Regions from separate parts of the Homo sapiens genome. Here region 2 is linked to region 1. A link is a contact called in ENCODE Hi-C data. All regions are on one chromosome and are shown on one strand. The core of a region is the stretch at or near the end of the contact, and the rest is flanking DNA. Distances in the headings are between cores, read along the strand shown. Region 1 overlaps MACROD2 (mono-ADP ribosylhydrolase 2). Region 2 has its middle 12 kb from the start of OTOR.

What was found. A loop is a pair of places that touch in the nucleus more often than their neighbours do. Pooled maps may share reads with other maps.
Region 2: a map of endothelial cell of umbilical vein shows a loop between it and region 1 (10-fold over the local background). The contact joins two enhancer-like sites. A Hi-C loop is called at or near these places in 2 of 168 maps with a recorded cell type or tissue (endothelial cell of umbilical vein and mammary epithelial cell) and 3 of 50 pooled maps.

Annotation. Positions count from the first base shown.
Region 1 is chr20:15,929,857-15,932,796 of GRCh38, reverse strand. All of the region lies in intron 10 of MACROD2 (mono-ADP ribosylhydrolase 2), which reads right to left. The region is part of intron 1 of LOC613266 (a long non-coding RNA gene); the gene reads left to right. Among named protein-coding and RNA genes, the nearest start is that of KIF16B, 640 kb to the left of the region's middle. Within about 2 kb of position 1,651, at least 2 of the 41 ENCODE cell types and tissues checked have a DNase peak (open chromatin) inside an H3K27ac peak, as active enhancers do.
Region 2 is chr20:16,759,353-16,762,092 of GRCh38, reverse strand. No RefSeq gene overlaps it. Among named protein-coding and RNA genes, the nearest start is that of OTOR, 12 kb to the right of the region's middle. Within about 2 kb of position 1,457, at least 4 of the 41 ENCODE cell types and tissues checked have a DNase peak (open chromatin) inside an H3K27ac peak, as active enhancers do.

The DNA.
Region 1 (2,940 bases), core at 402-2,901:
TTGAACAGATTATGTTGGTTGAGTTTATGCTATCATATATAGCTATCTGAAAAATAACTGGTCAGGTGCAATGAAGGCTGTATATTAGCAACTATCTGAAACTTTCTTTTTTCTTAAAATAGCTACTATATCTGTGGATTTATCTGTAGAAATAATAAGCTTTTTGAAGGTTAAGTATAGGCATGGTTTTATAACTCATTGCTGGGAGGGTCTCCAAATTGCTTTTGGTTTGGAAAATGAAGCAAATAAAAATGATGAATTTATACAAAGACATAAGAATAAAGTATAAAACATATAGTGAAGTACAGAAAACAGAAGCAGAAGTTACCAACCTATATTCATGTGGGTTAAAGATGGCCACAAATGCTTTGTCTCTGAAGGAGTGGAGCCCATTCCTTCTCTTTAAGTCCTGACTGGCTGTGAAACTTCTTTAGACCAATGAAATATGGTGGAAGTGATATTCTGGGACCTACAAGCTACCCTGCAAGACCTGGCAGCCTCTACTTTCTCCCCCTGGGAAGCCAATCCCCATGCTGTAAAGAAGTTGAAGCTGGCCTGCCAAATGGAGGGAGACACATGGAGAGAGGGAGAAAAGATGTGTGGGGAGCATGAAGGGCCAGACCTGTGAGCCAAGCCTTCTTGAACCTTTCCACCCTGCCAGCTGCCAACCAAATGCAGCTGAGCGGTGACCTCAGCCAGTGTCACAAGGAGCAGAAGAGACATCCAGCTGAGCCCTTTAAAAATTCCTGACCCACAAGCAGGACTGAATCACTTAACGTTGTCTTGCTTGAGTGCTTTGACCCGCCATCTCCTCCTCCTACCAACTCTTAATTCCGAGGCAAGAGAATCCTCCCAAGAGGAGGCCACTAGTAGCAGAGCTGAAACAAAAGCCTCAGAAGCAGTGGGGAAGCATTTTACCTGCAGCTCTGGAAAACGACCTACTGAAGAAAGTTTCAGATGGGGAAACATTTAGATTTGACCTAAATGGGGAAAAAAAGTTTATAATAGAAGGACAAAAAAAGAAAAAAGAATGATACTCTGAGGTTGGCGAAGAATGCAGTTAATAAATATACGTACAGGACCCCCTGTGTTGGGTTAGCCCTGTGCCGTTTGTGACGGTGGACACAATATAACTACTTTTTTTTTTTTTAATAGACACAGAGCCTTGCTGTGTTGTCCAGCCTGGAGTGCAGTGGCATGTTCATAGCTCACTGCAGCCTTTAACTCCTGGACTCAAGCGATCCTCCCACCTCAGCCTCCTGAGTAGCAGGGTCTACAAGGCACATGCCACCAAGCCTGACTGATTTTTTATTTTTTTGGAGAGAAAGGGTCTTGCTTTGTTGCCTAGGCTGGTTTTGAACTCCTGGCCTAAAGCAATCCTCCCACCTTAGCCTCCCAAACTGCTGGGATTACAGGCATAAGACACCACACCTGGCCTGAATATAATATGAGAACCTGGGGTGGCTCTGCATGCCACTTAAATTCAGTGTTCTAAATGGCATATTTACAAGTACTACATGATTATCTGATATTTTCCCTGTTCTGGTTCTCCATGAAGGAAACAGCATTGGCCTTTGCTCTAGGGAGGAAATAGTCACTTCTGCTGTTCTTGCTGTCTTAACAAGGCCAAGTTGGTGCAGGAGCATGTGCCAAAAACTTAGCCAATATCTGTCCCTTTCCTCCCACCAAATGGACTCTGAGTCAAGCAGGAAAAATCTGCCAGCTTCTCTGTCTCCCTCAAAAGACAGACCTTTTAACACATTTCACAATAGCCATGAAGTTTGCAGGTGACAAGCTTCCTTTGAAAGTACTCTGGTTACCACATCTTCTACAGAGTAGGGGTAGGGAGATTACTTATGAAGTGAGGAAGATAAGAAGGGAAAGAAAAACAGCAGTTAAATTACAGAAAGGTGAGGAATTGGTTCTAATAGTTGTAAATGCATAAGAAGGAAATCCATGGTCAGACCCTGAAATCCAGCTTTCTAATAGTAACAACCAGTCTGGCAGTTTACCTAGTCTACTGCTTCTGGGTTTTTACCCTTAGTTCCTTGTGTGCTACCCCCCTCCCTAGAACAGACATCTGAGTGGCATGCTTTTGTTTTCTCTTTGAGTCTCAGCGGCACTGTTTTCTATTTGCAGTATTTCTGCCCTGGGGAAGCAAACTCAAGAAACACTTGGCACATTTATCACAGAGCAAATGCTTTCTAGAAGAATGCTGGATTTGCCATTCCAGTAACATGTCCTCAGATAAAACGGTCCAGGTATATTGCTTTCATCAATTTCCAAGACAGTGCATCCTCAAATCCAGCAGGGGGAACCAATGTAGAAGGCTTATTTTCCAAGCCCAGCATATGCATTCTTGGGCAATTAGATTAGTATTCATTTCATTCTTTTAGAAGGACATTTTGGCTGGCTTATAACTTTCCATCCATTTTAAATGCTGCAAATGGGTGAGTTCTTAGTGAAATAGGGGGCTTCCACTGGTAGAAAAAGCAAGGCACATTAACACAGTTACCCGTAAGTCTTTGATAAGGACAAGCTTTCTTTTTTATCAGCCTTGTCTGTCTAGCTATCGTCACAGGAAGCACATAAACAATGAAAAATTAAGTAGAGGGATGTGTAAACTTGAGGTTTCCAGAAGGGATTTTAAAAGCCTTACAATAACGGTGAAGAAATATAGGGAAGTGCGAGGCTATTTTGTTAGCTTAAATAATGCCACATAGAAGCTAAATGTTCTCAGTTAATATTCCTTTAAGATCACATATTTATTTCAGATGATAAATTTCCATAGCATTCATGTCGAGTGTGATATAACACTTTACTTTCCCATGCTGAAAAAGCACAGAAACCTGTGAGAATTCTACTGGTTGTGTCCTTCTAATTTCTCCCATATTAGTACTCTGCCTCCTACTCTTTCAACCAATATTTATCAAATGTGTA
Region 2 (2,740 bases), core at 208-2,707, 830 kb before region 1:
AGGGGAAGAGGGGAGGAATGAGAGGTCAAAGTAGCCCTGAGTTGAGAACCACCCTGTTAGACGAAGTAGAAACCCAGATTTACGTTTGTTTAATCATATTCTGGCAGGGTGTTGTGGACAGGTTGTGGGTCTTGAAGCCAGGTTATCTGGCTTCAAATTCCTGCTCCTAGAGTGAATGACTTGAGACACCAGGTTCTGTGCCTTCCAGCCACCCCATGGTGCCCCTGGAGGGAACTACAGGTTGTGTTAATTGTTTTCTAGGAAGTTTCTACTCTCTGAGCTCAAGGTGCTATTGCTGCTTTTCTATAAATGGATTAAATCAACTAAAACTATCTACAAACTCTGCAGGGCTCCATATCAAAACAAACATACAAGTAGGTTTGAAAGTGAAATGTCAGCTTTCCCCTAGTATGTGTATTTTCAGAATCAATCAAAGTGACTATAAGGTTAGCAATAAAGGCATATTAATACCCATATCTATGCCATGTGTCAAGCAGATTTTAAATTCGTGTGTGCTGGGAGTGAGGGGGAGTATGGAGAGTACCTGAGAAGGCAGCCCTGACAGTGACAATTCCAAATGCTGTTGAGAACCACTCACACCCTGGGTTGTTGATTCTAGTCCAGAAATGTCTCTCTGGATGCCAGATCTCAAACTGACCACTGGAGGTCATCCTTGTCCCACCAAAGCTTCTCACTTAAGACTAACTTGCACAGCAGAAAGTTTCAGCAGAAGCAAATCAAGGAGAAAATGTGAGGCTGTATTAGCGACCCGACCCACAGAGGTTGTGGCAGGGACTAGATTGTGAAAGGACGAAATGAAATGAAATGAAAAGCCACCTTGGGCGGAGCTAGTAAAGTCAATGCAACACCCAAATGCCCTTGAATGCCATTGTAGTGTTTTCACACACCTCCTGGCTTCAGTGGTATTTATTGCCAATGCCAGAACTTCCAGCTGCCTTGAGACCTCTTTATCTATATGCAAAACTGCCTAAAAATTATGCTTTCTCACCAAAACCCTGAATCCATAACTGACAGGCCACAAGAAAGCTCAGCTTCCTCTCCTTAGGTCCAGGCAACTCTGAGATGTAACTTTCCAGCTCCCAGAGGCCCCTGTGGGATCAGGCACCAACCAGCCACTGTAGGACCTTGCCTGAGATTGCAGCTTGTCTGAGATTCCTCCCCTTCCGTGTCCTGCAGTCCCTCTCTGCCTTACCTATTTTCCCTGGGAGTCATTATTTGACAAATCATTGTACGTAAATCCTCATTACAGGGTCTGCTTCTGGGGAATCTGACCCAAGACACTGGTTTAAACTTGATGCTCAAAACTTTTGATTTTTTTCCCCCATGGTCGTCTACCTGGCTGCTTCAGGTAACCGTGGGATTTGGGAACACATATTACCTAGAGTAGCCTCCGTGCCCCTTGGCATTTTCCTGCAGGACAGACCGGTATTGCAAGTCTATTCCTGGGCCTCAGCAGGCTCAGCTGACCTCTCCGTGTCTGTCCATCGCAACATTGGCTAAAGTGGTTTGCAGAAACCTATGTGTCTGCTTGCGGTTCCTGGGAATCCAGGCTTGAATCTGTCTGCTAATCCATTTGTAGCAGCACTAAGAGTAGTAATTTAAAGCCCAGGGAAAGATCTAGGAGCAGATAAAAAGATCCTTAAATTATTTCAGAGTCATGAGGGGCAAGGGAGGCGAAGGAGCTGGAAGAGATCTGACAAGCCATGAATGGATCCAGTGAGAGGGTAGGGTGCACACCTGGGTGGGTGTTTCACGGGGGAAAAACCTGGCTGTGACTCAGGATTTCTGCCTTTGGTTTGTAGAAACCTAAGCCCCAACATTGGCTTTTTATTTTTTTTTTCCCAGTTCAACATAGCATTGCTCAAGCAAATCAGCATTCTCATCTCAACTGATTCATTTGGCCATTGTAAATTCATAAGCTGAAGTGAATAGAGAAAAGGGAGGGAGAGTTGGAAGAGATGGAAGGAGGGAGAATTGGTGGGGTATTAGCAGCACTACCCTAATTTTTTACCCCCACAACATGCTGACTTTAGCATAGCGTGCGCTTGAGAAAAATGATTAAAACAATTGCTCACGTGTGACAGAAAAGTAATTTCCATTTAGAAAAATATTTAAATCAAAAGACAGGGAGCATTCTCTTTGTTAATAATGGGCTAGATTACATAGAGGGTAGATTATATAAAGTGTGTGGATCAATATATCATTTTTCTGATTAAGTTACTGATATACTATGGTATTTGCAGGGGATGCAGCCCAGAAGACCTTTATGTGGTGAAATTGTGTTTCAGTGGTATCATAAGGAAGATTATTAGCTTTTTTCTTATTTTTTCCACCATTTTCAGATAGATGAGGATGATGGTTGAAGAAATGAGATTTTTTTCCCAGTGCATTTGATCTTATTTCTTCTCTCCACTCATAGCAGAAATACCCACTTCCTCCAGAGATTAGTTTAAATACTACATGAATAAGCTAAACATTTCCCTGTACTAAACCTGATCCCTGAGGATATTCACATCCCCTCAGCCAATAAACCTTAGAAGCAGTGATGGGCCCCATTTATCTGAGGTCAGAAGTGGGTGATGCTAGAGAGAATGACACTCTCATCTTCTAAGCTTAGGAAATACGCCATGGTGTTCTAAAAGTTTACTGCACAAAAACTGCTGCTAAATTTAGTCACAATGTTCATTGTGAACAATGAACTAAGTCATCTGTGACTCAA